Linked DNA regions of Homo sapiens: region 2 is linked to region 1. The links are chromatin loops, found by intact Hi-C in ENCODE. Cell type or tissue: thyroid gland. All regions are shown on one strand. Each heading gives the region's core, and the rest is flanking DNA. Links, peaks and the distances in the headings are about the cores only. Region 1 overlaps SEMA4D (semaphorin 4D). Region 2 overlaps SEMA4D (semaphorin 4D).

Region 1 (13,277 bases), core at 3,774-11,773:
TGATACTTAATACCCATATGAAAATGAGGTTAAAAAGCAAAAACAACCTCCCAACCGCCTCACACCAATCAGGGTGGCCACTACCAAAAAAAAAGCAAAAAACAAACAAACAAAAATGGAATACAAGTGTTGGTGAGGATGTGGAGAAGCTGGAACTCTTGCACTTTGCTGTGGGAATGCAATACAGTGTAGCCACTGTGGGAATCATGACGGTCCCTTAAAACTTTAGAATAACCATGTGTTCCTGAGATTCCACTCTGGGTATGTACACAAAGAAGTCTCAAAGAGACGTGTACACTCATATTCACGACAGCACTATTCACAAGGGCCAGAAATCTCTTCTGCAGCCAGTCATGTCCTCAAAGTGACCCCACCTTTATAAGGACAACCTGAAGGGGACCTCTGTTACCATAGTGAGAACACAAGAGCGTCTTCGGGTGTGCACAATGGTTGGGAACGTGGCAGAACTGGCTCTAGGACTTGCCAAGTGCTGCTGGTGCATCCTGGGCACAGGGCAAAAGCCAGCTCTTCACAGGGACTTCTCACCTCACTGTCTATAGCAGGCTGGAGCACGGATGTATGCATGCCCCTGCTATAGAGGCATGGATGTAGCAGTGACCCCCTGAGGCTGCCACGAGTCCCCCATGAGTGCAACTGCAGAGACAGCAGCCGGCAGCAGACGGACTGAGGGTGGGGCCACCAGGGGACTTGCTCACTTCCAGGGGGGCCAGGCGGTCGGTGGGCCACTGCAGCATGGTCAGCACTGACGGAGTCCTTGATAGTGGGGAGGGGTCTCCAATCGGCAGGGAGGGCTCTCCAATCAGCAGAGAGGGGCTCCCATGACCTCTGTCCAACCAGCAGCCACTGCAGACTGTAAAGACAGCTGGTGCCACATGCTACGGCCTTCTGAGCCCACGGTATGTGTCCTAGAGAGGGACTGTGCACAGGCACAGTAGGTCAGATGCATCCAACTCTTGGCATTTCGCTTAACCCCCTCTGGGAGGGACCTCCCACCCCTGCATGTAGCCGAGCATGGGCTTCTGATAGAAGCAATCAGGTTCTGCCCAAGTACAGGGTGGATACCACCCAGGGCAGAAGTCCAGAGGGTCACAGGGTCCGGGGGCAACAGGGAGACACAAAGCCCTCTGCTGTCCCATTACACACAAGAGCATGGCCCTAGGTGCAGATTGTCCCGGGGCTCAGACAGTATCTCTCAAAGCCTCTGGATGCTGGTACCAGCATACCCCAGTAGCTCCGCACTAAGTGTGGGTCACACTGGGCAGCTCCAGCCAGAGCGCCACCACTCCCCTCTGGACTGGGTGACATGGATGCTATGATGAGCTGCAGAAGCCCCCATGCAGACGTGGGCAGGAATCTGTGCATGACTCACACATAGCACTTGGCATGCACGGACTGCCCCGCTCTGGGGAGAGATGCTGTGACACATGGAGCACACCAGGAATGCCAAGTGACGTGGACCACGCATACCACATTGTCTCCAGCTGTTCATGTTTTAAGACCAGCCAGACCTCAGCCCCGGAGCAGCAGTAATGTGCGACAAGGTCTACCCAGTCACCCGCTGCCAGCCAGGTGAGGCCCATCCACCTGTCTCCACGATGCATGCTGCCCCCATCCAGCACGCGTGTAGGTAGAGGAGGGAGGGGTCTCGGTCTAGGAGCCAGCCAGGACCCTAGAAACCTCTAGAAGGGAAGACAGAACAATGGCGTTGGGCGCCTTCTCAATCTCCACTGAGACCTTTGTCAAAACGGTATGCAGGCCCTCAAATCTATTGCTTCTTTGGGTTTTCACTTTCTTTCATGAAGCTTCATGTATGTAAAAATGTTAGTCTGTCTTTTCTCCTGTTACTGTCTTTCGTCAGTTTAATTCGCAGGCCCTAGAAACAGCATCTAAGAGAGTAGAGTGAAAGTTTTTCTTCCCTCCACCACCAGCGTAGCACCTTCTCTCCTCTCTGCCCTCCTGCCTCTCTCATAAGAAAACTCTGTGATTACATTTAGGGATCACCCTGGAAAATCCAGGAGAATTTTCCTATCTCAAGGTTCTTAAGTGAATCCTATCTGCAAAATCTCTTTACCATGTAAGGAAACATTCACAGGTTCCAGGGATGAGGGATGCCCCAAGGTACTAGGGCATCATTCATCCTCCTGCAGACCCCTGGCATGTGCAGCCATGGACCTTTGAGTGAAGTCTCCAGGGCCCTGTCAGGGAATGTAGAGGGGAGGCAGGGCAGCTGGGCCAGGCCCTGTCTAAAGGGGCCACTGCACCTCCCAGCCTTCTACAACATGGCCTAGTGTGGGCAATAGTTCTTGATTTTTTTCTCCTGAAAGAAAAAAACCTGAATTTTTAGGTGAAGCCTTTGAATGCTGCAACATAATTAATCCATATATTTTTAATACTGGGAAGTCCCAACCAAACACATCTGAGGGCTGAGTTGCTGGTCTAAGAGCTCAGAGTCTACCTGGGCATGGGGGAAGGGGCCGGCCAAGGCGGGGAGTGCACGGGGGCTGCACATCCCCCAGGGCATGTGGAGGACAGAAATCCCCACTAAGAGAGTCATGATAAAGGCAGTCATAAGGTAATATTAATTTTAAGAATGCTGGTTGAGTAAACATGCAAATGATCATTAACAGGACCTGGAAAATAACCAGAAAACCAGTACATTCCATGGGAATCTTGACTTGATGAGCCATTCAGATGCAAATTTTACCCCAATTCTGGAAGGATTACAAGCATCCCCATTCACAGCCCCCATTCCTATGTAAATTCTAGTCCGAGGACTGGCCCTCCAGTTCCCAGCCTTCTGGCTGCTTTGCCCTGTTTCTTTCCTTTAGGCTCCTAAGCAAGAGCTGTGGAGTTTCTGGTTTGTTTCTGGCCCCTCCTCCTTTCCCCAACTCACAGAGATGGCAGACTCCCAGGGCTCTCTGACTTTCACACACCTGGACCATACTAGACACAGTGCCGGGCATGTACTTTGATTTACAGAACCCAGGGACAAACAAGGCCACCCAGGTCTCTGTGTCAGCAAAGATCCTGAACATCAGCCACACCCACGGCTTTATGCAGAGCAAGTCCTACAGGCTCCACCTACGCCCCACCCGGCCCCGACCAGCCTGCTGCCTGCTCCTGGACAACCTGGTCTGGGTGCACCCCTCCCAGGGCCACGCCCACAGGTTGCATGTCCGGCCTTTCCTTACAAAGGCTGTGCAAAACAGAGAAACTTCGAGATAAATGAAACTTAAATAAAGGAAGGGCATGAACACTGCCCAGTGTCCATATCTGCTGTGCCGCATCCCAATGCATGCTGAATTGGCTGCCCAGTAAGAGAAAGCAGGGATAGCCTAGGCCAAGGAAGCGCCCCCGCTGCCCCCCACCCCCAAATCACAGCCTCAGCCTTGGCTGCTCTCTGGCCAGCTACAGAATGACGGACATCTCAGACAACATCCTGCACTTCTGTTGTCTTCAAAGCACAGAAGTGCAAAGCTCTGGAGTGAAGCCTGTAAGGTCCACTCAAGTGTGTTTTTCCTCTGGTTGTCCAGAAGGGCAGCTGGTCATTTGGTCCCCTCACATTAGAAGGAAGCCCACTTACTCAGCTCATTCTCACTCAACCCCAGTGAGGGGTGAGAAATGGGAACACAAGACCATTTACCAAATGACAAAGAAAACCCAAGCCCCTGACCCTGCCCAGCTGGCCTCACCTTTCCAGGGGCCATGCTCCTGACCCCACGCTGGTCAGCGTGTCCTCAGCCACCAGGGAGGATGGATACTCAGGACACCATCTGGCCCCGCCGCCCCATCCTCACGCAGGGCCTCTGCTCGCCTGGGACGTCTGTCCTGACTGCAGGGGTTTCAAGGGCTCTGTTATTAGTTGGGGCTCAGGCCAGGACTGCTCCAGCCACAACAAGGCACCCTTCAGCGCAGGGACAAGGTCCCGTGGTGAGCCTTCTCCGCAGGCTGTGGAACAACCCTGTCCCATTCTCTTCCTTTTAAACAGCGGGGCTGTTCAGCGATGTGGGCCTGATTGTTTTCCTGTGTGGGCTAATTCAGGGGCTCGTGGGGCAGGGCCCAGTCCCAAGGCTGAGGAAGGAGGAGAAAGGCTGCCTTAGAGGAGGGTGTGGGGGGTTGCGGCCCAGCACCCAAGCCATGCACACCATTGTCCACCCATGGAGCAGCAGGTCGCCTGGCGAGGGCAAGCTCCTGGGTGCCTGAGGACCCTGCAGGCCTGGCCACTACTTCAGTCATCTGGGGGCTCCATGGCAGGATGGGTGAGCTGCCTAAGGCCACGGGACAATGGGGCTAGAGGTGAAGTCCCGAGGAAGCAGATGTAGCCCTGGGCAAGTCACTCTGGCCCTCTGAGCTCTCATGTCCAGCCTTGGACTCAGGAATCACGAAGACAGCTCAGTCAAGAGGTAGCAATGAGGGCAAACTTGGGAGGTGAGCATGCACAGAGCTGCTGGACAGTGCTGCAGCGAGATGGCCTGCTCCCAGCTGGGCAGACGACCCTAAAACAGGAAGCACGTGGCCTCTTTTGTTAGGGGCTGCAGGGCCCTGGCTGCTCTGCGGGCCAGCATGCCCACCCCCATGAGTGGCCTGATCCTAGTGGGCATTGCACAGTGCAATGAAGTGTGGCTCGTGCAGCTCTGGCAGTTTTTATTTTTCTGCAGGCCAGGTTTTCCTCCCACAGCGGCAGGCACCTGCCCTCAGCCTGTAAGGAAGCGCGATGCAGTGAGTATTGCCCAATCTTGGTCGCCCACACTTGGTCTTGAATAAGCAAACAACCACAGGACAAGCAGCAGGGCAGGTGTGAAGCTCGCCCTGAGTCTCTGACACTGCAGGTGTGGCCTCCAGATCCCAGCCTCTGCACCCACCCCCACCCAGCACCAACCCTAGCAGGCGGCAGCGACAGGCACTCCCACTGCTGCGGTGCGCCCTGAGAGGGGAGGGCACAGGCCTGGCGCATGACTGGGCTCAGTGACACGGGCACCTGCCCATGTGTGCCAGCGGCAAGGGGCACAGGTTCCCGGTGCTGCCTCTGGTCAAGGGGTCCCAGGGAGGGAGGTCTGGCTGATGTGTCCAGGTGCTAAAGGAAGGTAGCAACGTGACTTGAGCAGGCACAGGTGACAGCCACACAAATGAGGTCTCTGAGCCTCGGAGATGAACAAGACAGGGACACTGTATAAAAGATGTGGTGCTCTGCCCTGGTCCGCAGCTCGGGACATAGCCAGGACAGGGACATGCTTGAACCCAGATACCAAGTCTAAAATTCCTTAAATTGAGCAACTCAGTCCCAAGGATGAGCCATCCAACCTGCTAACATGCACAGTGCCATCTGGCACCAGGCTCTGCGCCCTTCTCGCTGGAAGATTTCTAATAACCTACAGGGGTAGGGATAGAAGGGCAGGGCCATCTCAGCAAGATGCAGAGAGGAACCAGAGGACACTTTACCCAGTAGGGCACCCAGATGCTGTGGAGGGAGCAGCCTCCCTGGGGGCTGAGTGTGGAAGAGGGAAGAGGGAAGCAACAAAGGTGCACTGTAGAGAATACTCAAGCCAAGCGCCCTGCTTCTCTCCTGGGAGCCTTTTGTGGCCATGAAGGCAAGTTTTAAGTTTGGAGATGAGAAACTGGAGACCCAGGAAGGGTGAAGAGTGAAGGGCTGGGGGCCTCAGCTGGTGCTGGACTTGTGCTCATGTGGATGCCACACTCAGGCTGGCCTGGAGAGAGCTTTCAGGGTGGAGCACCTCCCATGGCAGCTCGTGATGGCTGCATCACAGAATGCAACAAGAAGGTGAGCAGGACGACATTCACCGCGGGAGCCTGGTGACTGCAACTCCTGCTCACGACAGAGCTGGGGTCATGCAATTAGATAAAATATTAATCCAGTACATCACGGGCTGAAAGCTATGCCAGTCAAACCCACATTATGAAGCACTTTATTCTGTCGTTCCTGAGACAAACAACATTTCTAGTGTTAGGGATATTTGAGGCAAAAAATCGAAGTATTCTTTATGTTCTTTGACTAGAATCAAATACAATGTATGTTTTTTCTTTTCTTTTTTTTTTAAGACGGAGTCTCGCTCTGTCGCCCAGGCTGGAATGCAGTGGCGCAATCTCGGCTCACTGCAAGCTCTGCCTCCCAGGTTCACGCCATTCTCCTGCCTCAGTCTCCTGAGTAGCTGGGACTACAGGCGCATACCATCACGCCCGGCTAATTTTTTGTATTTTTAGTAGAGACGGGGTTTCACCGTGTTAGCCAGGATGGTCTCAGTCTCCTGACCTCGTGATCCACCCGCCTCGGCCTCCCAAAGTGCTGGTATTATAGGTGTGAGCCACCGCACCGGGCCTTTTTTTTTTTTTTTTTTTTTTTTTTTTTTTTTTTAACATGGAGTCTCGCTCTATCGCCCAGGCTGGAATGCAATGGCTTGATCTCCGCTCACTGCAACCTCTGCCTCCCGGATTCCAGCGATCCTCCTGCCTCCGCCTCCTGAGTAGCTGGGATTACAGGCACCCACCACTACGCCCGGCTAATTTTTGTATTTTTATTAGAGACATGTTTCCACCATGTTGGCCAGGCTGGTCTCAAACTCCTAACCTCATGATCCGCCCACCTTGGCTTCCCAAAGTGCTGGGATTACAGGCATGAGCCACCGTACCCGGCACAATGTATGTATTTTAAGAACTTCTATAAACTCTACAGTATGTTTCACAATTTTCAGACATGTTTATAGATTCAGAATATATGAGTTACCTGGCTTAACGAATAGGGTTTCTTAGAATCCTCTAAGATCTAGTGGCTGAGTGGAGACCACTCTGGCCTGTAAACTGTCCAGGAAAGTAATGAGCCCTGAAGGTAATTGTCTTAAAGCAATGGTAATATTAAGAGAAACACTCAAACTGGAAAGAAGCATTTCTTCTATGATTAAAGATTTCACAAAAAATTAAGGTTTTTAATTATGCAAAGAAGCTAATGGTTTCAAACACCTGCATTCACCACCCACACGAACAATGTGGTGCAGCATTTATTCCATTTCCATCTAAAAGGTGTCAGCTCAGCCGGCGGCTGACTGGTCTAAAGATCATCGCAGCTGGCCGGACCCCAGAGTGCACTGACAGGTCAATCTGATTTACAAAAAAAGCAAGAGTAAGTGTCTATTTTTAAAAGCCTATTTACAGGTTATTTTCTCTTTACAAAAAAAGTCAGTGATGCCCCCACTTCACGAATTTTAGCTGAATGGAAACCGGCCGACCCACGATCAAGCTCACCGCATCTTAGTGTCAATTTAAGCATTCACTTACTTTAGCCCACAAACATGCCATATAGTCATTCTACATTGGCACACTGCCCCTCAATCACCCTCACCACAGCCCAAAAGTGGACACACGTGCTGGGTCAGGAGCCGTGTCCAGGACACATGGAGACCTGCCTGCTCTTAGTCCCACCAAGGGCAGTCCACAGAGAATGGAGCCACGATAAGAGGCCTGGTGTCCTCCCTGTGAGCCTGACCCTCACCCTGGGAGCCACGCAGGCTGTGGCATCTCCATCCACACCCACCCGGGACGAGCCCTGGAGTGGTGCTGGCTCCTCTGCCCCACAGACCCAGTTGAGGCTCCCTCCCCGCCCCTGCCAGGAAGCAGTGACCACAACGCCTTCCCTCCCATTCCTCTCCAGCCCCTGTGCCTTCTCCCACCCACGCTTTCACCCACCCCCATGGTATAGCTACATGAGTATCTCGAAACTCCAAATCTGGTCTTGACATGCCTCTGCCAAAAAGCCTTCAACAGCTCTTTGCTGCCTTTTGCTTAAAATCCCAACCCTTTACCCTCACAATGCTGTCTGATCCACCTCCCACCCGCACCCATCACCCTGGCCCCTGAGCCCTACCCTCCGCTTGCCCTCCACACTCAGCCCCCAAGGAGGCTGCACCCTCCACAGCAGCAGGGCCCTTCTGGGTAAAGCGTCCCCTGGTCTCCTGGAAAAAAAGGAGGCTGCTTCCTCCTCTGAGCTCCCCGGCACCTCGTGCAAGACTTATTCATGTTCCTCTGCAAACATTTCCTAACTACTTGCTACGTGCCACATGCCGTGCTAAGTGCCAGCAGAGCAAAGTGGGGCTGACTCCACCCTACGGAACCCTTCCAGTGGGCAAGACATCAATGTCCCACAGCATGTGCTTGCGTGTGTGTGATGACACACTGTGACAAGTCCTGAGTAGGAACACACAGGGTGCCAAGAGAACTACAGGAGACAAGCTGGCCTGGTGAGGAGGCTAAGTTGGACCTGAAGGGTGAGGTGTCAGAAATGCACAAGTACACTTTAACTGGACTACTGCAGCAAATTTCCACCCAAGAGGGCAAAACAGCATGCAACTTGACTGATCAGAGCTCCTGAAAGTTGTTTGACCTGCTCACCCAGGGAGTCCTTCTAAGAACAACAAGCCACTCTCCTGGGCAAGCTGCTCCCTCAGCAAACCACCATCAGGCTGGCTTCACGCCCTCTGCTGCGTCCACTGATCTTAAAGTCTTATTACACATTGTAAACATGTCCCAGTCCAAATCAGACCAGCCACCCACATTGAAAGATCTGCCTTAAACCAAACTCCCAGACCTTACGAATACCAACCCTTGGCCTCCGCTTCCACACACGCGCAGGACTCGGCCGGGCGGCACTGTTCCTCCCAGCAGCGGGCAATTTCCACAGCTTCGCGTGGTGGACGGGCCATCAGGGAGGACTCTTCAGGAATTTGGCACCAACAACATTAGCTTTCCAGGCAGACAGAACAGCAGGCAAGACAGAGCCCAATGTGTCTGGGATCAGAAGGAAAGGGGATGTGGCCGAGGTGATGATGGCAGAGGCAACCCTGAGCTCTGGCTGGAGATGTCGGTACCGGCCAGGCCCCCATTCCCACATCATGGGCCACCCCCACATCACTGTGTCAGGATCAGAATGCCCCAGACCATGGGAAGGAAGTGAGGGCAGCCTGGAAGCAGCAGGCAGGGAGGGGACCAATTCCCCACCACCCCATGGCTCCTCCTCAGGGCTCCTGGGACCTGCCTGGAGGCTGTGGCTGCTTTGTCCCTGGGTGTCCTCAGTACCCTCTTTGTCATTTCAGCCCCAATACCTGTCTAACCACTCTGCGTCCAGCTTTCCTGCCTGGGCCCTAACCCCCCTCCCACACTCCCATCCCAGCCCACACTGTTAAACTTCAGCTTCTGATCTAAGTGAAAGGGAAGTCCAGCAACTCCAGGCCCCACCGTGTGGACAGAGGGCTAGAGGCTGGCAAGAGGGGCTCATGGCCACGCCCATGTTTGACAGTCCCTCACCAGGCACCCATCCCCATGGCTGTGTTTACACATTTCTCTTCCCCATTGGACTGTAAGGCTCTGTTATTTAACGTGCCTGAAATCTTGCACAGTTCATGGATGTGTAGACCAGCAATGGCCAGGCTGGTGAGTTCAGCATGTTCCTGATCACCCCTCCCCATCATCAGCACCCAGTGAGCTGGGGCTGTTTCCTTCCCTTTTCCCCTGGCCCAGGACACATCTTCAGGCCAGAGACATGGTTTGCTGCGCCGTACGGCCCAGGTCAAGGTCACTGGCCAAAGCACTGGGAGGGGCTCAGTGGGTCGGCTCTGGGCACCACGGCTGCCACGAGGGTGGTAGGGGCTGCTGGAGCCCCCCACTCCAGCCCCACTGGCCCGCCTGTCAGAAGAGGAGGGAGCTACCTGCTCTTTCCAAGCTTGCCAGGCTCCAAGAGTCCTCTGTTAAACATGGCAGCTTTGCAGGAAGAATACGGACCTCATTAGTTAAAATGCAGTGGAATAGAAAAAATTGTAAGAAAACCATGCAGCAGCAGCAACATGTCAAAAGAGTGAGATGGTCAGCAGCAAGGAGGGGAGGAGGGGTGGGCGCCATCTGAAACCATGCATAAAAATAAACCATCTGCCTGGCCGGGGTCCTCTTCCTCTACTTGCTAGAAACACAGAGTTCAAGGTAAAAATGGAAAAGACAATGAGTTTCACTTCCACAGGCCCCAACAGCTAGCAAAGAATCAGACCCACTCACCCTGAGCTGTCAGGATACATGCAAGGGGAGGGGAGGGTTCCTGGGGTTCATAACTGCATCCGTCCCAGAGAGGGATCAGCACCAGACAGTGTCTGGCATGGCTGCAGCCCTCCCCATCCTTCTCACCATTTCCCAGCGAGGAAACACCAGACCCGGGCAGATGTGAGTCAATGCTGGGGACCCTGGTTCACGCATGTGCCGGTGTCGTCTGCAAACCTGGGCCCCGGGCCTGGGCTGGGACAAGCCTGTCATCACACAGCCTGTGAGACTTTTAAGGGCCTTCACTGGGGCTAGAGCAACCTCGGATGCCCACCAGGACCGTGCTCAGCAGCAGGAGGGCCCCCTGCACCCCTACAGCATGCCTGCACAGCCTCTGCCTGACCTGGGACTGAAGCCTCCCAGGAGGAAGGCGGCTCTTCTCCCCAGGAGGTGACTCACAGTCCAGAGCCCAGCCCCATCAGGTCCCCTAGGGACTTCTCCACAGCTTCAAGAGTGAGACTTCCCTGTCAGTGGCGGGATTATGACCACCCACACTACCCCCCTGGACAGAGGCCGGGTCGCGAGGTGCTCTGGAGAAGAACGGATGCCAGTGCTCAACTGGACACACACTCCAGCCACAAGCCATATGTGGGCTGAACAAGGAGCTTAAACAGGGCCACCAGGATGCCCATGGGCCCAGTCTCCAGCCACCTTCCCACGGGGCCTGGCTGCCCTGTCCACCTTCTCACTGACCTCGAAGCGGGTGTACCACGGTCCTGTTGTCCCTGCAGAGTGGAGCCTTCAGCTGTCTGACAGAAAATGAGCCCTCCCAGTAAAGCACAGCGTGGACTCCACCCGCCCATAATAGCCACCCGGGAAGCAGGTCCGGCCAGCAGCAGCCGCCAGAGGAGGATCTGCCTGGGGTAGGCGGGTGGCGGACGGCCCTGGCCCTGCAGCGCTCAGCTGCACCCCACCCCATGCCTGCCTCCGAGCTGGTGGCCAGGACCTGGCTGCCTCCTGTCCTGGCTGTGAGTCCTGTATGGGCTGGCACCTGAAACTCTCTACCCTCCCTCCACAGCATGGGTGGGGCTGGGGTCACCAGTGGGTAACTGCAGGCCCTGACCTCCTGGGCTCCCTGCATAGGTGTGGCCTGCCCTGCTAAAGCAGTGCCACAGAAGATGGGGCACAGAGAGCATTTGGAGACTGCGAGGTGCCAGCTGCCAGAGGTGCCTGGGCATGGGCATCCTCAGGGGCCCAGAGTCAGGCAGCCCTGGGCCAGGCACAGGCACCTAAGCTGCAGTGACACGGTCACCCCACTGCATGCCCATGCATCCTCCCACCACGGGCAGAGTCAGGGCACTCATGCCCAAAGGAAATCCAAGCAGTGGGTGGGTCCCTGACACGAAGGGTTCTCTTTTCACTGCTCCCCCCATAATAAACCTGCTTTACATTTATTGTCCTAGACACCTTGCCTTTTAGAAATTATACCTACCTACCATAGACATAATTCTGCGTCCACCTGGTGGTCTCTGTTTTCCTGCTTCACCTTGGCCTCCCTCCCCACCTCCATGGCCTCCTCCCTGGCTGCCCCTCTAGCACAGCTACAGTGTACCCACCCTTATCATGCTCTGCCCAGGAGTCATAAGGAGAAACACAGGCAAACACATACAGGCATACACAGGAGCACTCCTGCCATCACGGCTCACAAAGCACGTCATCACACACACAGCACATGAGGGGACTCCTCCCAGCTATCAGCACTTGCTCTGCAGCCGCTACTGACGGGATGTGGGCACGTGAAGAGACAAGCAGGCCAGCGAGTGGGATGGAGGATCCCCAGACGGAACCCAGTTTACATGAGACCCTAACAGACCACAGAGCTGTCATTCAATTCATTGGTCAAAGGACGGATTATTGACTAATTAGTGCTGGCACACTGGAAGGAAACAAAATTGCCCTCCCCCACCCCAAGCATATTATTTCATGTTAAAAGCATTCTAGACACGTTCAAGAGTTTAATTCAAACACACAAAACAAGAAAACTCCTGCCAGAAAATCCTCAGACAACCCATGTAATCTTCTTAACAAACGCTGGTACCCACGAGCCCTAAGAGAAAAGAGACATATTCGACCATAAAATGAGTTAATCTGGACAGCAAATGATACATTAATAAAAGAAACTGGCAAAGAAAAGAATTAGGAATAAACGTTTTCCAAGCAGAAGAAAGAAGATCAATATCTATAACAAATCCAGAGCTCCTACAGATTGGCAAAAGAGGGCTGAACATCCCGACAGAACAGGGTCACAACACACAACAGGCGATTCACAGAAGATCCAAACGGCCACAGAATATCCAACAAGGATGCGACACTCACCAGGATCTGGGGTGACACCATCAAGGCCACAAAGCTGTCACTCTGCCCTTGAAGACTGACAAGTCAGTTTATAGTGTTTCATGCCACCGCCGAAAGAAGGTGCTGGAACAGGGAGCTCCCTGTGCTCACAGGGAAAGGATGAACTGTTGGATCTTTTCAGAAACGGATCCTGCAAGATCTATTACAAGGAAGAGACACACGCTCTTTGGACCGTGAGTGCTGCTCCCTGAAACCCATGCACTGAATGACAGCTCCAGAGCATGGCCAGGGTATTCACGGAAGCACTGTTTACACTGCCTGTATGGTTTTCAGGCAGCAGCTCTCACCAGTGACCACAAACTGGGTGGCTTACAACAACAGAAGTGTATTCCCTCACAGTTCTGCAGGACAGAATTCTGAGATCAGTTTCACTGACCAAAATCAGGGTGTCAGCAGGACCATGCTCGCTCTGGAGGCCCCAGGGGAGACTCCCTTCCTGGCCTCTTCCAGTTTCTGGTGGCAGCAGCGTTCCTTGCTTTGTGGTTCTTTGGTTAGTCAGGGTTCTCCAGAGAAGCAGAACCAATAGGATGTGCACAGGGAGAGAGAGAGATTTATTATGTGCTCGGCTCACGTGATTATGGATCTGTCATCCACAAGCTGGAGACCCTGTGAAGCTTCCATTCACAGGCAGTCAGACAGCCGAAGTCCCCTCTGACTTGGGAAGCCGGGTCTTTTTGTTCTATTAAGGCCTTCGACAGATTGGGTGAGGCCAACTCACTCTGGGGAGGGCCACCTCCTACCCCACCTTCTACTTTGCACGCCATACCCAGGCCTCAGGCGGGTTCCCTACCCATGCTCCCAGCCTCTGCGTC
Region 2 (15,696 bases), core at 7,697-15,696, 53 kb before region 1:
AACAGGAGAGGGCAGCACCTTAAAACTCTCAGGAGCTACTGACAGTGTGTTTAACATGTTTAAAAAGAGAGCAATTGGGTTTGCTTTTCCTCTTCATTAACTTCATCCCTCCCCCGGGGCAGGCTCTAACAGGCCACTTCCTTTCTTTCTGTATCTACTGATCAGTCAGATGACAACACAGGGGCCACCAGGGCTACCACGCACTGCCTGAAGCACAGGATACATCTTTGAAGTGTGGTTCTGGACATCTACTATCTTTCAAGAGCAGATATCCCATCCGAGTATTTTCCAATCCAGGGCAAATGCCTCCAGGTCCCAGAGGAGTACACTAGACTCTCAATCTTTTCTGTTTTTATAATGATGATGATTTTTGAGACAGGGTCTTGTTCTGTGATCTAGGCTGGAGTGCAGTGGCACCATCATACCTTACTGTAACCTCAAACTCCTGGGCTCAAACAATCCTCAAGGCACGTGCCACCAAGCCTGGTTAGTTTTTTTCACATTTTTGGGTAGAGATCAGGTCTCGCTATGTTGCTCAAGCTGCTGTGAAACTCCTGGCTTCAAGCAATCCTCCTGCCTTGGCCTCCCAAAGCAGGGGGATTATGCCCGCCAATCTTTTCCGCTTTTAAATACCACGAAGCAAGTCATTAAAACAACTCCCATTCTGGAAGCTCTTAATTTTTTAAAATTTCCAAATACCACGTATATCAACCTCCAAATTGTTAGCAGAAATAGAAGCACTCTGGCTCTGGAGGCTGAGGCAGGAGGATGGCTTAAGCCCAGGAGGCAGGGGCTGCAGTGAGCTATGATTGTGTCACTGCACTCCAGCCTTGGTGACAGAGGGAGACCCTGTCTCTTGAAATTTTTTTTTTTTTTAAGGGAGAAGCAATCCTATATACCACAGGTTGGGAAACTGGGGCCTTTGGGGCAAATCTGGCCCACCGTGCATTTTTATAAATAAAGTTTTACTGGCACACAGCCCTGACCACTCGTTGTGTATTGACTATGGCTGGTTTTACAATACAACAGCAGAGCTTAGTGGCTGTGACACAGCCTGCAGCCCACAAGGCCTAAATATCTAGCCCTTTACAGAAAACACTGGTTGACCCCTGTACACTAGAAGTGGCTTCACACTGTCTACAGTTTCCCTCGGGATGGACCCACAATGAAAGCGTGAAACGGCTCAACCCGAGGGACGCAGCCAGGACAGATAAGGAAGGTAAAGGAACATGTGGAGGGATGTGGAGGATGCCCCCGCCCGCCCCCCACCTGTGGGAGGAGACAGATGGACAGGGCACAGGGGACAGAGAGGGCCCAACTCACCTGTGGCCTGGCAGAAGAGGTAGAAGTTCCCCAGGGCGTGCACGTGCTGTGCCTGGTCACTCAGGAAGGGCGGCAGCAAGGAGACCCTCGAGCTGCTGTCGGGCCCCGCACCCGAGGCTGGCCAGGGGGTCCAGGGAGAGGAAAGCCTCCTGTCCCCCACATGGCCCAGACAGGACAGGGAAGAGGAGCCAGGAGGAGGGAGGGGCTTAGGAGACGAGGCTGTGAGACAGAGAGGACAGAAAAGAGAGGGCACTGAGGAAGAAGTCGCCAGGAGCACGTCACAGGCCAGAGAGGGCAAAACACAGCAGGAAACGGACAGAAAAGAGCGAGCCCAGCTGTCCCGCCTGGGCCATGCAGGGGCGGGAGGCTGCACAGCCTCCGCTAAGGAATGTCTTCCCCAAATCAAGGATAGAAGCTTCTCATTTATTTGGGTACTTTCCAAATGTATACAATTCAAAGTAGAAAAATAAAAACAAGGTAAATCTTATAAAACACAAATGTTTACACCAAAATGGTCAAATCCTATCATGCTGGAAGATAAGACTGTCCACACACGCGCACAAACATCCAGAGTTTATTGCTCTTCACCATGGAAAAAAAGTCTCTTCCCGATGGGTATTTACAAAGCGGGGAGATGGAGTGTGAAATTAACCAGTGTTGAAATCGTACCACCCATTCACATCTTCAGGACAGTGGCAGGAACAGCGCCGTATGCTTGAGGGTGCTGTGGTCACAGCTCGCGGCCCCGGCCACCGAGGCCCAGTTCCCTTCCAGTAGTGGGCAGCTCAGTGAGGCTGGATAGAAAGTCTGGGCAGGCAGTGGGTAAGCAATTGAAGCAAGAAGAGAAAGGAGATGTTCAGAGAACCAAAGGCGCCCTTGTGAAGGTTCCATCTGTCTCACAGGAGGTTCTGACCGACAGCTGTGGGCTCCAGATTGTACCGCACTCCCATCTCAGCTCTGGGCCAGCCTGGCTCCACTCAGCTCATCCAGGCTACCTTCCCTTGCTCAAAACCCACCTCGTGGATGTGGGAAGGTCCTCTTCTTCGAGAGAGTAAAAGTTAAAAAAAAAGAAAAGTAAAACGAAGTACAGAAAGAAAATCTCTCCAAAAACAATGCTTCCCTCAAGGAATAAAGTTAAAAAAAAAAAAAGAAAAAGAAAAAAGGTGAGTGGGCTCCGGGGAGTGTTTATGTCTACATTTCTAAAAGCAGAAAGAATGCATTTAGCAAAAGGAAGTTTATCCCTGAGAATCTTAAGCAACGTAAGCCGTATTTTATGCCAAATATATAACAAAATCTGGAAGATATACATCTTCTTCTAAATATTAACACAACTGCTTCTGTAACTAAAAAAAAATGACCCATGACATAAACACAATCAAAGCAAAATCCTAAAAAAATAATTAAGTGGAAGAAAAGGTTCGTGCCAATCTGGACAACAGGCGATAAGTTACCAATCTGATAAACTAAAATGTCATTTCCAATCTGGAATTAAATAATCTTTTAGTGGCTGCTACGGGGAGGGGAAGCTGAAGGGATGCTCTTCTCAGCCAACAGAGGTCCAGCCACCTTTCCCCCACTACAGAAAGGGCTCAGGAACTCCGTGCCGCCCGTGGGCCTTCTTCAAGTACTCCGACTGACTTCGGAACACAAGACTGGGATGCAATGCTTGTCATTTTTCCAAAAGGACAAAGAGAAACCAAGTCACAGGCTCAACCCAAGAGAAAATAGACAAGAGGACTGAGGTTGTCTGCACGATGCGGGCTAACCTACGCAGCACTGCACGAGACTCGGATACTGAACAGGAGAAACACAAAACTCTCCACGCCTGGACACGTCGCAGCCGAGGCACCAGCGGGGATGCACAGCCGGCCTCAGTCTCCATCTGCGTCTGAGTCAGCGAACTTCAGCTCACACTTGACGTCAAAGGGCTTGTCCCTGGCAGAAAGGTCGTCGATCCTCTGTGAGTCCTCCCTATCCGTGGGGACTTTGCTGGTGATGGTGTCTTGCTCGGTCTCATAGCCGGTGTCCAGGGCTGGCTTGGGGTGCTCCCCATTCTGCTGGGAGAAGCTCCCTGGCTCTACTAACGTCTCCTTCAGGCTCTGCTCACGGTCACAGAAATCTGACTTGGGCTTCTTCTTCCCAATTAGTAGGGCCGAGCGGAATTTCAAGCACTGTCTGGGCAGGTATCCCTTATAGCAGTTGTAGAAAAAGAGGCAGAGGAAGAGAACAAAGAAGAAGAGGAAGAGGGACATGAGGAGGCGGTTGTCGCTGGACTTAAGATACATGGTTTTCTCCGAGTGGAGCTGGGGGACCGTGTTGATGACGATCTTTGGTTCGCAGGATGTGCCGGTGGGCGCAGGCTTGGGAGGAAGGGTGATGGCCCCGGAGGAGGTGGCCTGCACGGCTGGGGTTGGGGGAGAAGACCCTTGGGTGGATGCCACCAACACTTTGGTGGCAATCCTACTACCTTCTGTCTGAACAACTGACAAGGTGGGGGCCACTACGGGCTTTGGAACCACCTTCACTTCCAGGACGTGCTTGGCGACCACTTGGAAGACCGTTTTGTTCTTAACCCTCTCCTCTGACAGGCACTGGTACACCCCACTGTCTCCTTCTGACAAGTTGAAGATGAGCAAGTTTTTTCTGCCCATAAGACCGTACTTGGGGCTCTCGGCCTTCAACACGCCATTCTGGAACTTCCAAAAGACCCGGGCCAGGTTGGATTTTTGGGAGCATTTCAGTTCCGCTGTGCCACCGTGCTTGAAAAAATGCTGCCGGTAACTTCCTTTACTTTTATCTGGAACATCAAAATAAACGTGCACAGCGTCAACAATCCCCATTTGCTATTTAACAACTTCTTTAAAATACCCACAAGATGACGCAAGAGTTTCACCCACTGTAGCAACATGGAATCTTCCAGAACAACTAAGGAGATAAAGACATGCGTGACCAAAAAGCAAAGATGAGCCCTGGATGACAGCCCATGGGGACAAAGAAATTGGAGGCAGCTCTGAGCAGCAGAAATCCCATTTCTCACCCGTGTCCCAGAAGAAAACGCGTCAGGCTGGGGAAGCTGAGCAGAGGCCAGTTCTGTGCCTAGTGTCAGCTCTTTGAATCAGACACGAGACGCTTCTGCTAATGGCTGCAAGGAAGACTGGCCTTTCAGTGCATCTCAGCACTCTCCTCCTGCCTAAACTTTTCTTTTTTTTCTTTTTTTTGAAACAGGGTCTGGCTCTGTTGCCCAGGCTGGAGTGCAGTGGTGCAATCACAGCTCACTGCAGCTTCAACCCCCCCAGCTCAAGGGATCTTCCCACCTCAGTCTCCAGAGTAGCTGGGACTACAGGTGACCACCTCCAGGCCTGGCTAATTTTTGTATTTTTTGTAGAGACAGGGTCTCACCACGTTGCCCAGGGTAGTCTCGAACTCCTGAGCTCAAGTGATCCTCTTGCCTCAGACTCCCAAAATGCTGGGATTACAGGCATGAGCCACTGTGCCCGGCCAGCTTTTGTTTTCTTTTTAGAGTCTGGGTCTCACTTTGTCACCCCAGGCTGGAGTGCAGTGGCATGATAAGCTCACTGAGCCTTGAACCCCTGGGCACAAGCAATCCTCCTGCCTCAGCCTCCCTAGTAGCTGGGACTACAGGCGTGTACCACCATGCCCAGCTGCCTAAACCTTTCTTAGTCTGATGACAGCTGTCTTGTCAGGGTCAGGAAGACACAGAACTGAGGGTCAAGTCTGCCTTTAGCACCCTGGAAGGTGGCTGCTGGGGAAGGGGCATCTGGCCTGATGCCACCCCTCCCTCTGGGTGTGGTGCTATTTCAGACATCCACAGGCGGGTGAATCCCAGGTGGGAGCCCCAGGGGAAACACCACCCCAGCCCTTACACTGCCTGAGGATTAATCACTCATGGGCTCCTTTCTCCCCATTTATAACAGGCTTAGGTTTTGCTTAATGAGCCCCAAGCTAAGCAGAAAGAAAACAGGATGGTTTTGGAAGGAGACTGCTTCCCAGTAAGCAGATACACTCTAAGTGGCTTCAAGTACTCTTTCGGCAAGAAAAAAAGACAGAGAAGACCACGAGTCTGCTACAGAACACTTGACCTCTGTTCCGAGTGGAGAAAGAAAAACAAAACACACACAAATGCCACAGAACTGAAGCACCGTGAAATGGCTACAAGACCTCGCCACTCCCAAAGGAAATGGGACGTCGAGGAGTCACTCACCCGGGCACACAGAAGCATCGCCGCTCATCTCCTGAATCAAACCCCTGCAAAACAACCGGCACGTGTTATTCACCCACACACATGGGGGACATCCCCAGGCAGCGCATCCCGCCCCATACCTGCTGGGGCTCTCGGTCTGGTGCAGAGCCACGCAGGTCGCTGTGGGCGGGCTCCAGGCGCAGTAGGGGTCCCGCGCCAGCACACAGTCCTCGCAGGTGCCGTGCTTCCCACAGAAGGCCAGCGGGGCCTGGACCACGCCCGAGTTAGAGCCAGCATAGACAAACCTGTTGCCCTGCGTGTATGAGACAGAGAAGAACTAGCATCAGGCAAGCAGGCATCCAGGAGCATGGCCTCTGCTTCTGCACCAGTGTGTGGGAAGCAGCCAGAGTGTACCTTCAGGGGACATTGCAGTAAGGAGGAGAGGTACTCAGAACCAGAGGCAAACAAGGCAGGTCTGTGACCTTCCTGCAGAATCCACGTGCTATGTCAGGGCTCACTGGGCCTTAGGTCCAAATCCCTCTCTCCCCTGTCTGGGCACCCACAGGTGCCTGCCCTCCAGCAAAGCGCTTCTCTGCACGTGTTTCTCTTAGCCAGTGGGGAGGCTGTTCAGTCCCCACCTCCAGATCTCCTCCCTGCAGCAGAGGATGCATGAGCCTGGCACTCCCGGTCATCTTCCCGGCCTCACTATAGGTGAGAAGGGGCTGCAGCCAGAGGCTGAAGCACACCACCTCGAAGCCCAACCTCGTCCCCCGAGCCAGAATGTGAGCACCTGTGGGCGGGGAGCCTCTCGTGAGGGTCTGGATCCAGCAGAGGCCTAACATAACAGGGATGCCAAACGGACGACATGCAAAGGATGAGGAGATCGTGATACAAAACATAAAAAAGGAACAATGCCTTTTGCTTTTCACTTATCTATATGTAAAAGGGAAGAGCTCACAGACGGGAAGTCAACCTCCGAGCTCCAGAGCAGCCACACCCACAGCAGAGGGCAGGTGAGACTCTCCCACCTTCTGGGACACTTGGTTCCCAGTGACACCAGCTTCAGGTCCATCCCATCAGCCCACCTGGCACCAGCAGTGCCCAGCACACAGGCATCCAGGGCTGCTGACTGCTTTTGAACGGAACTCAGCTGGAAGGAGGGTGCCCCACATGCAGTGCACCCACCTGAAGCTCGGGGGCGTGCAACAGACCTGGAGGTGGCCCGTGGAGCGCGCTCTCTAGCCTCTGCCCAGGGCATCTGCCTCAACAGCCTGGGGACACCTTTTGGTTAACAATACAAGATTCCCAAATTTACACATGACTTAGTGGTTTACAGTCAGATGAAACACGACCTTCATCCTCAGAGGATACGCTCGGAGTCAACTTCAGAGTGTGGTTGGAAGATCACAGGCCCTGATGCCAATACAGGAAGCCCCAGGCCACACATCCAGCTGTGCGGACACAGACCCACGAGAGAAAGGGAAAGCCCCCAAGGATGGAAACTGTGATAATACACAGCAGAGGGAACCTGGCCCGCCGCTGGCCTCACAGCAGCAGCAGCAGCAGAGACCTGGGCAGATGAGGCCATGTGTGAGCCACGTTTGTGGGAAGGATTGAGGATGACATCCCAGATCACAGTTCGGGCATCGCGCGGCTTGTGGAGGTGGCGGAAACATTCTCTGGCAGCAAAGCCAAGCTGGGTAACTTCCAAGGGACAGCTGGTCCTGTTGGGTCCCGCGGGGGGCACCTGCGAGGTGGCGTGAACACCATGCAGTGCAGAGCAGGGTGCCCTGGGTGGCCAAGTGGGGCCCGCCTGACTCCTCACCCCAAAGAGAGGCTTGAGGGTAGCTGTGGAGGGTGGGGTGGGCTCTGGGGGGCAAGGCCTGTCCCAAGGGGATCCAGACCACCTCCTGCACCCTGCGGGAGACTCAGCCCCAGCTTCCGCTTCTCCCGGATGGGGCTGGGCTGCAGCCCAAATGAAACTAAGCTGTAAAAACTAAACGACGCCACACAGAGACCAAGGGATGACTGTGGAAGGGAAGAGGGGACAGGGAAGGAGGAACTGGTCGTCAGGACAGCCAGCTGTAACTGCTGCAGGCAGGACCCACTGGTCGATGTGGATGTCAGTGGGTGGGAGAACAGGGCATTTCTGTAGCCTCCAAGTCTGTCCCTGCAAATAAGCATGAATGACTGTGGGGGTTTCCCACATGACTCCCCTGGGAGGTGGGGCTCACTCTCCCCCACCCCCAGTGTGGACTACATGCCCCGACACACTCGACATGGAAAAAGACGGTGGTGACTTGGACAGAATGACCAAGGTCATCACGCTGGTGCGAGTCATACAGATGCCCCATCCCCAGAAAGCGCCCTCTTTGGTGCTCCCCCTAAAACCACGACCCCAAGATAATCACAAGAATACACCAGACACACCACAAAACACCAGACTACTCCTCTCCAGGAGTGCTGAGGTCAGGGAGGCAGGAACAGAGCAGAAGCCGAGGAGATGCAGTGTCCAGTGCAACCTGAGGTGCTGAGCCAGGAATGTGGTGGGCGGGAGGTAGGAGGGTCCAGGGTCTGGGGTTCAGGTAACGCACTGCACCATGACAGCACCTTGGCTCAGATAAATGCACACTGGCTATGTGAGACATCGGACATGTGGAGCTAGGTGGGGGCGCTCAAGATCCTTCTGTGCAATCATCAAAACTCTTCTGTAAATTTAAAATTATTTCAAGACAAAATTTTTAAAGGCAAAGAAAAAAAGCCTGACCAGGCACCTGGCAGCATGAGTGAGGCCCGCTGAGAGCAAGCCTGTCCTGTGCACTCCTGCCCCTCGACGCCCCCTGTCTCCGCCTTCCCTGGGCCTGAGGATTGTCCCCTTGCAGGCAGCTCTCATGCTCCCATCTCTGTCTCTGCTGCTGTGTGTGCGCGTCAGACCCCGAGGGCAGGTTGGAGTGACGGTGGACGTGATCAGAGGCAACTGAGCTGTCTAAGTGCCTTCCTTGCCCTCTGCCACGCTAGCTGTAGCTCAGCATCCCAAGGAGTCCTGGTGAAAATACAGACACAGCCTACTCGGTGGGCTCAGAGAGGGCCGAGCAAACCGCATCTGCTGTGTGCGCCCAAGGAATGGAAAGCAAGGACTTGAGGTATCTGCACACCCACGTTCACAGCAGCACTGTTCACAGAAGCCAGAAGGTGGGAGCAACCGTGTCCATCAAGGGATGAACGCACACACAAAATGCGGGACTCACAAAATGCGGTATTCACATACGACAGAGGAGTATGTAGCCTTGGAAAACCCTGACCCCTGCTACAGCAGGGAGGAACCTTGAGGACTTTATGTTAAGTGAAATAAGCCAGTTACAAATGGATAAATACTGTGTGATTCCACTCATATGAGGTACCCAGACAGAAACAGAAAGCAGAATGGCGGCTGCCCAGGGCTGGAGGAGGGGAAAATGAAGAGTTTGTATTTCACAGGTAAAAAGCTTCTGTTTGGGAAGATGAAAAGCACCCTGCAGACAGACAGTGGTAATGGCTGCAAAACAACGTGAATGTTCTTAATGCCACTGACGTGCACAATGAAAAATGGTTAAGACGGCAAATTTCATCTGATGTGTATTTACCAAAATAAAAAGCAAAACCCCATGCTTGTCATCAGGGGAGAGGAGGTGAGGGTGGAGGCACAGCGCACCTCCCCAGCTGTAGGACAGGGGGAGGGCGTGGTACTGGCCGTTTCTCCATTTGCTGATCACCGTGAGAGAGCCTGATGGGGTCAGGCGGCACAGTCTTTTTACCACTGAACAGCCACTTCCTGCTGCCATGGCCATGGAGCTGGGCCTTCCACCCCCACCTGGAGCCTACTGAGGCCCAAGGAGAAGGCACAGGACCCCACGGCAGGCAGGATGTATTTCCGCTTGTCCAGGCAACTAAGCCACGTCCCCACGAATGGAGGCTCCTACAGAGACAGGCGGGTCGGGTGGTCCAGTAGGACCAGCAAGCGCTTCCCCAAACCCACTGGCTCCTCCTCCTGGGCGCGAGGCTCCCTGTGTGGCCAGCTGCCCTGGTGTGGCCATGTGACCGAGTTCTGGGAGATGGCGGGTGGGCACTGACCCGTAACCCCCTCTGTGCGGCCCTCCTCTTCCTACCCCCTTCTGCCTTTGAGGATCAGTGCCCATGTGCCCTGGAAGCCTCCACCAGCCTGGGTCCCTAAGTGACCCTTGGAACAGAGTGTCATTCTCACGAATGTCCACACCAGGGGCCCAATCTTCATTCTAATGAGAAGTCCACATTTTAGAGATGTTGTAGGTGCCTGCCCAGTCTGGCTGAGGCCACTGAACAGCACGATGGCCCCAGAAGAGCTTCTGGGTCCCCTTCTTTCAACAACGAGGCTGGGGTGAGGCCCCACAGTGGCTAAAGCGTCGACCCTTCAAATCTCCAGGGCTCCCTTTGTGTCCTGGAGACCGAGAGGCTGGTGAACAGATGCCAGTACCCAGTGGCTTATAACTTGCTCAGGCTATTTCATTCTCTTTTCCTTTCAGATCTGAGGGAGAACTCTCCATTAGCAGAGGGGAGGTGACCACGTAAAAGGACCCAGGCTCCCAAGCTTTGTGGATACAGGGGAGGGAAGAGGACAGAAGACCTGGAGGGGTGTTTGCAAATACGCACCTGCCAAGGGTAGGTATCTTACCCGGCCAGACAGGGGCCCTCTTCCTCTGCCTGTTGCTCCCAGCTGAGGGAGGAGAGGACTGACTGGGCCTGGATCCCACAAGGTGGTTGGAGGTCCCGTTAGGAGCCAGGGCCAGGGAGGCAGCCCCCTAAAGGCCAGCGTGGATGCCCGCCCACCCACCCCTGCCAAGGGCTGCTTGGGAGTATTGCAGGCCAGACCAGAGTCTCAGCCACAGGTGGAGACAGCTTTACAGATGAGACGAACCACTTCTCTTGTGGATTTTCCACGGTGACGAGTCAGCTGTATCACTATCATATCCCACAGATGCAGTCTGCACACCCCCCAAGCTCAGGGCATAAAAAGGTGTCTTCATGGAGCAGTGCCCACCTCTCCACAGCCTGTAAAGCTGCACCAACAACTCAATGACATTCCAGCAACTTCGAAGAGAAAGTCCCGTCTCCCCAGGTCTGCCTTCCTGCCTTCCCCAATTCAGATCCCACAGCTCACGGAATGGCTCTGTGTCAAACTCTGAAGGTTGGCTCACCCAGGGCAGACAGACAGAGGGGCCTGCCCAGGAGCCCGACTCCAGCTTGCCAACTCTCCTGTCACCTAGAATCAAAGCCACCGAGCGGAGAAGCCCCCGGTCCAGCTGCCTGCGTCACTTTACCTTCTTTGAAGACAGCAGCAGGGTCTGGACTGGCTCAAAGTCCTGGAAGAGCTGGGTCTCCTCGATGATGTGAACAGCGTGCTCGAGGCTGATGGCTTTGTGCAGAGCTCCCCGGTCTGCAGGGCCAAAGCTACAGGTCAGTGACACTAACCCAGACACAGAAACCAAGGACAGTGACCACAGCGGCAAACTTCACACTCTTCACTCTCAAGTCATTCCCTCCACAGATACTTAGAAAACAATGATGATTTCGCATTAGAAACAAAAAAAGGAAAAGGCTTTGGCAAAACAGACAACTGGAAACCCAAGTGTTATGGGTTATTCCAGTTTTTTTCCAAGGAAAATAAACTGTTCCATGGTTGACCCCAAGAATCCTCACCAACAGTCGACATTACACTTGAGGCTAAGTGCCACATGAGGGGGCTCCCATGCTCCACCAGCCCTCGGGGTGTCACTGGTAAGTGCCCTAGGCAGGCGGTGAGGACAGGGGGCATGTGAGGTTGGCTGGGAGGCTCCAAGGGCAGGCCACAATGCGCTGCCAGCCACCGTGGCTCCTGGCCCCTGTCCCTGTTCCAGAAGTGCTTATTTCAGAGTCCACATGCCAGGGCACATCTAAAACCTGGCTCCTCGGCCAGGAAGCAGGGACGTGGTCCTCTGCCAGCAGTCAGGAAACGCCAGGCTGACGCCTCCTCCCAGGTGGCTCACACCTGCCCCCTGCGTGGGCACTGCCCCAACTCCTCGGCGGCCAGTACTCCTCTGCCCCAGCCCAGCCCAGCCACAGGCCAGGACTTGCATTTTTATTTTTAACAAGTACCTCCAGTAGCCTGGTGGTCCCAGATCTGAAAGCCACCTGGTGTGGTGACTTCTCAGAAATCTTCTTACGCTCCCACAAACCTCCCAGGTCACCTCGAGGGAGGCAATGGAACTACTCACGAAAGAATAATTGGATTTCCCAGTTTTCCTACCAGAGGACACAGATGTGCTGTCACTGTCAAGCCTGCCAAGCCCTCGGAACCCACCTGTGCTGACAAACATGACATCATAGACAGTCCCATCCAGGGCCTGGGTCCGGTCCACCACGATCTGGGTGTAGTTCACATCTTTCTTGATTAACCTGGGCCTGTTGTCTATTGGGGTTACCGAGTCATCCATCAAAGGGTGGTCTTTAACGAACTGCAGCGTCTTGTCTGGCAAATTCAAGGAGCTGGTGTAGTTGGCGGCCCGTGCCTCGCTGTCGATGCACTGCAGGGAGAAAATCCCCGCTGTTAACGTGCTCGTGTCCCACCACGCAACGGGTGCTTCCACACAAGCAGCCAACGCAGGGGGGGCTGCAAAACCTGGAAACCACACAATGCATGCCTTGAAATGAGGGTAGCAGTGAATAACTTTACTATGAGGAAAGGTGGCCTCTCCCCAGCCAGCAGAGGACACAGTTATAAAACACATCTGCAAGACAGAATTGCATTCACGATACATACTCAGGGAAGGAATTTTTATCTATTTGTAAGTGAAAAACACTTATTGAGCTTTTGAAATTAAAAAACAGAACACTGATTTGCAGCTTTCTCATGAAAAGAATGCTAAACATGGCTAAAACCAGGACAATTTAAAATAGCATAAGAGCCTGAGGGATTCTTTTTTCCTGTTCTAGCTCCCTGATGTGTGTAAACCAAAATCTGTGACCATGAGTGAACACATTTTACGAAGCTATGCATAGAAGGAGCCATGATGGTGTCAGGGACAGCTGCCCTTGGGAGGGAGCTGGTGCTGCAGTGAACTCTGAGGGCCAGGACACCCCATGTAGGTCACAGCCCCACAGAGGGCTGTGCACATGCCTGTCACACCCATTTCCCCATGTGAGGGAAGGAATCGGCCTGGAAATTCCCAATTTCTACATAAAGTTCACTATATTTAGGAGGAAAAAATGTGACTCCTGTTGACTAGTGGACAGTGCAGAGGCCTTTGCCAAGGAATCATGTGTTTCTCTGTAAGAAACTGAAAATGAAACAGACCTAATTGTTATGCAATGTTAATTGTGCAAAACAGCTGCCCCAGCCTTCTTGTTTGTGCAATAGTGTAGCAATGGCTGTTACGTAACATGCAAAAGGGAAGAAGGATGAGCTGTGCTCATCGGCCGTCCCTGTCCCAATGCAGAGAGCCTTGGCGTGGCCAGGTACCCAGCCCATGAGCAGGCCCCAGTGCCTGTACTGGATTCCATGCCCTGGGCCTTGAAGGGAAAGCACGGCCCGCCCCCAGTGCCCCAGCTCACCGCTCCAGGCCGCGGCTTGGGTACCGGGCCATTATAGCGCACCCACTTGGTGTGGGACTGCTCCACTGTGGTGCTCTGCATGTACTTCCCGTGGGAGAAGACCTCCTCGGCTGTGGACAGGTTGTAGGCGCACACTGCCGACAGCCCCACGTTGTTCCTGGGGAGGGGAAAGAGGTGACGGGACCACCTGGCGGCATCAAGGGAGCAAGGAGGGGGACTCCACCCAGGGCACTTACAGCTGTGGGGTGAAGAGTGCATAGAACACAGGCACCTTCAGGCCCGGGGACCTGAGCACGAAGACATCCCGCAGCACATTGAAGACCAAGCCGCTGTCTGGCCGGGAGCAGATGAGTCGGGCTTTCAGGAAGGAGGTCCATTTCTTCTGCAAGGTCCTCAGGCCGCCCTGGTCCCCCTAAAACCCCAACAAGAAGACGTGGTGGGCCGAGAGTGGATCCCCTGTGAGCAAGCACTAAGGTCAGAGGTGCACCCCTCCATGGCCCAGCACAGCGCGGCTGTGCCTGACTGAAACAAAGCTCGGGCAACAGGAGACAGATGCCGCAATTATGTGAGTGGCCCGCAGCACCACGTCCAGGTTCCAGCTTGGATCCCAGAACGCTCCTGGGTTAACACACAAAACAAAACGGACAAAAGCCCTCTCACTGAAAGCTCATTTGATCGTCCATGCCTGCCTGTGCCCAGCATTCAGTCCTGCAACCGCAGAGGTGCTGCCGTGCTCACACACTTCCAACTGCCAAGGCCCCTGGCATTGTGTGACTTTCCTGACATAGGGCCCATCAATGAACATGCTCTGGGTGGGGCAAGTGGCGGCAGCCTCCTTCCAGGGGACAGCCACCGGCCCTGCAGCCTGTCTTGGGCAAATGTGTGAACCTTCCTCCCTTTAAAGGAATAGATCCTTCACTTCCTTTCTACCCAAAGTATCTGCTAAAGTGCTTTGAACCTAAGTTCTTTATAAACGCTTTTCAGGGATCCGATGACCAAGACACAATTATAAACTACACATGACTGTGTGTGGTCTGGAGAGAAATACTGAAACCACAAAACCTGAGTGCAGAAGAATATGAAATAGAAGCAGCCTTACTTATTTTGGACACAGGGAAAATGTTCCCCCTTCATCTCTGCTGTGTGATTACAGGAGCCCAAATTCTCTTTTTGATAAAAGGACTTCATTTTCCTCCTTGATGTTTTAGCAAAGAATAATTTCTAGCACATTTTTCGTCAGGGGTCTCATGTGGCTTTCAGGTCACGGGCAGCAGGTGAAGGGTTCATGTGTGCCTGCGTGGTAGGCAGGAGCTGTGGGGCCTAAGCTCAAACCACCCTAGTCCAGGAGTTCAAACAAGTATGGGGAAAAAAAAGGGATCAGAGGGGATGACAGCAGTGTGCCTAAGACTTGTAGAAACTTGTCGGGGGTGGAGGTGGCTGCTCTGTGCATCGCTGAATCTGCTCACTGATCCTGCTGCAAACCCTCAGTGCTGGGTAATAAGTCAAGGTCAAGGCAAGTCTGATCCTTGGCTTCCCGATGGCAGGGGAGGGCTCGAGTCCCCTGGCCAGTGCTGCTCTGACAGCATTCTGAGCACTGTGCACGCCTGCCAGGAGCTCTGGCCCTGCAGCACCCTCCCCATCTCAAGGGGCACTGGCTTGCCCCCAACACTGATACTGTTGATAGGATGGTTTCCTGGTCTGCAAGACAGGAGCATGGCAGCCACGGCTGCGGGGCTGCGGGGCAGCTGGAGGATCTGGTCAGTGAGCCCTGGCTACGGAAGGCCTGGGCAGGGAGCAAAGCACCAGGTGGATACTCAGGTGTGCACATCACCCAACCTTCTTCCTTATGCAAGGGGCTGTTAAGGGAACGGTGTCAAAGGCACCCACTTTTGTGCGCCATAGGCATGAAAGGAACCCTGCTTCTCTGATGTCCTGATGGTCATGACTACATGAGAAAGGGCCACGCAAGAACTATCTACCAATTTCCATGAGAGACGAATGGCTACCTGCTCCGAGATGAGCTCCTGGCCAGGGACATGGCGGCTGTGTTTCATGTGGTTTCCCCCAGCTCCCCTGAGGCCTGACAATCCACCTCCTGGAAACTGCCACTGAGCAACCTTGAGATTTCCTGTAATCAAGCCCATAGGCCATTCTCTTGTGCTGAGCACTGTGCCTACAGTGTGTCATTTTAAAGGCACCCTCCCCTTTTAATGTACTTAAAGATTTGTGTTTTGACAAACTTCTGTATTGGTTCTCTCTTCTTAATCTTAAGCTGTCGGTTAATGTTTCACTCTTAGGTAGATTAAGAGCCAAATGGTGAAATTCCAACAGACTCTGGTGAATACATTCCACAAAGCCTTGCTTTTTATAAGCTAGAGGTTTGAAGAGGGTGCATTAAAAGAAAGAACCTCCTGAGAAGAGGAGGCTAATGGGTCACACATGGGGGCCAGCACTCCCTCAGTCCCCACAACCCCCAGAAATAAGATCCATTGAGAGCTGCATCTGAGGCCCAAGGGAATAAAGTGCTAGGGAAAGTGACATTTGAGACGAAGGTCAGGAGCCACCCATCA

The links. Peaks named below come from ENCODE experiments on the same cell type or tissue, not always from the same donor. Only the 100,000 strongest peaks of a DNase experiment are listed, where the experiment ranks them.
Region 2: it touches region 1 in a loop (2.6-fold over the local background); 3 of 110 quality-filtered maps call a loop at or near these places.

Annotation. Positions count from the first base shown.
Region 1 is chr9:89,432,609-89,445,885 of GRCh38, forward strand. The region is part of intron 2 of SEMA4D (semaphorin 4D); the gene reads right to left. Among named protein-coding and RNA genes, the nearest start is that of SEMA4D, 59 kb to the right of the region's middle. RefSeq lists enhancers at 3,224-4,005, 4,006-4,787, 7,206-7,783, 10,094-10,669, 10,527-10,746 and 4 more. In thyroid gland, for the core only: no CTCF peak of the experiment used is centred there; DNase peaks (open chromatin) are centred at 4,800, 8,156 and 8,520; H3K27ac peaks cover 1,584 bases.
Region 2 is chr9:89,375,510-89,391,205 of GRCh38, forward strand. It overlaps SEMA4D (semaphorin 4D), which reads right to left. Exons shown (of 16, transcript NM_001371194.2): 10 at 13,363-13,538; 11 at 13,127-13,283; 12 at 11,877-12,099; 13 at 10,858-10,973; 14 at 5,665-5,837; 15 at 5,546-5,589; 16 at 1,726-4,120. The coding sequence ends at 3,195. Among named protein-coding and RNA genes, the nearest start is that of SECISBP2, 65 kb to the left of the region's middle. RefSeq lists enhancers at 417-526, 13,906-14,075. In thyroid gland, for the core only: no CTCF peak of the experiment used is centred there; DNase peaks (open chromatin) are centred at 11,502 and 12,959; H3K27ac peaks cover 1,828 bases.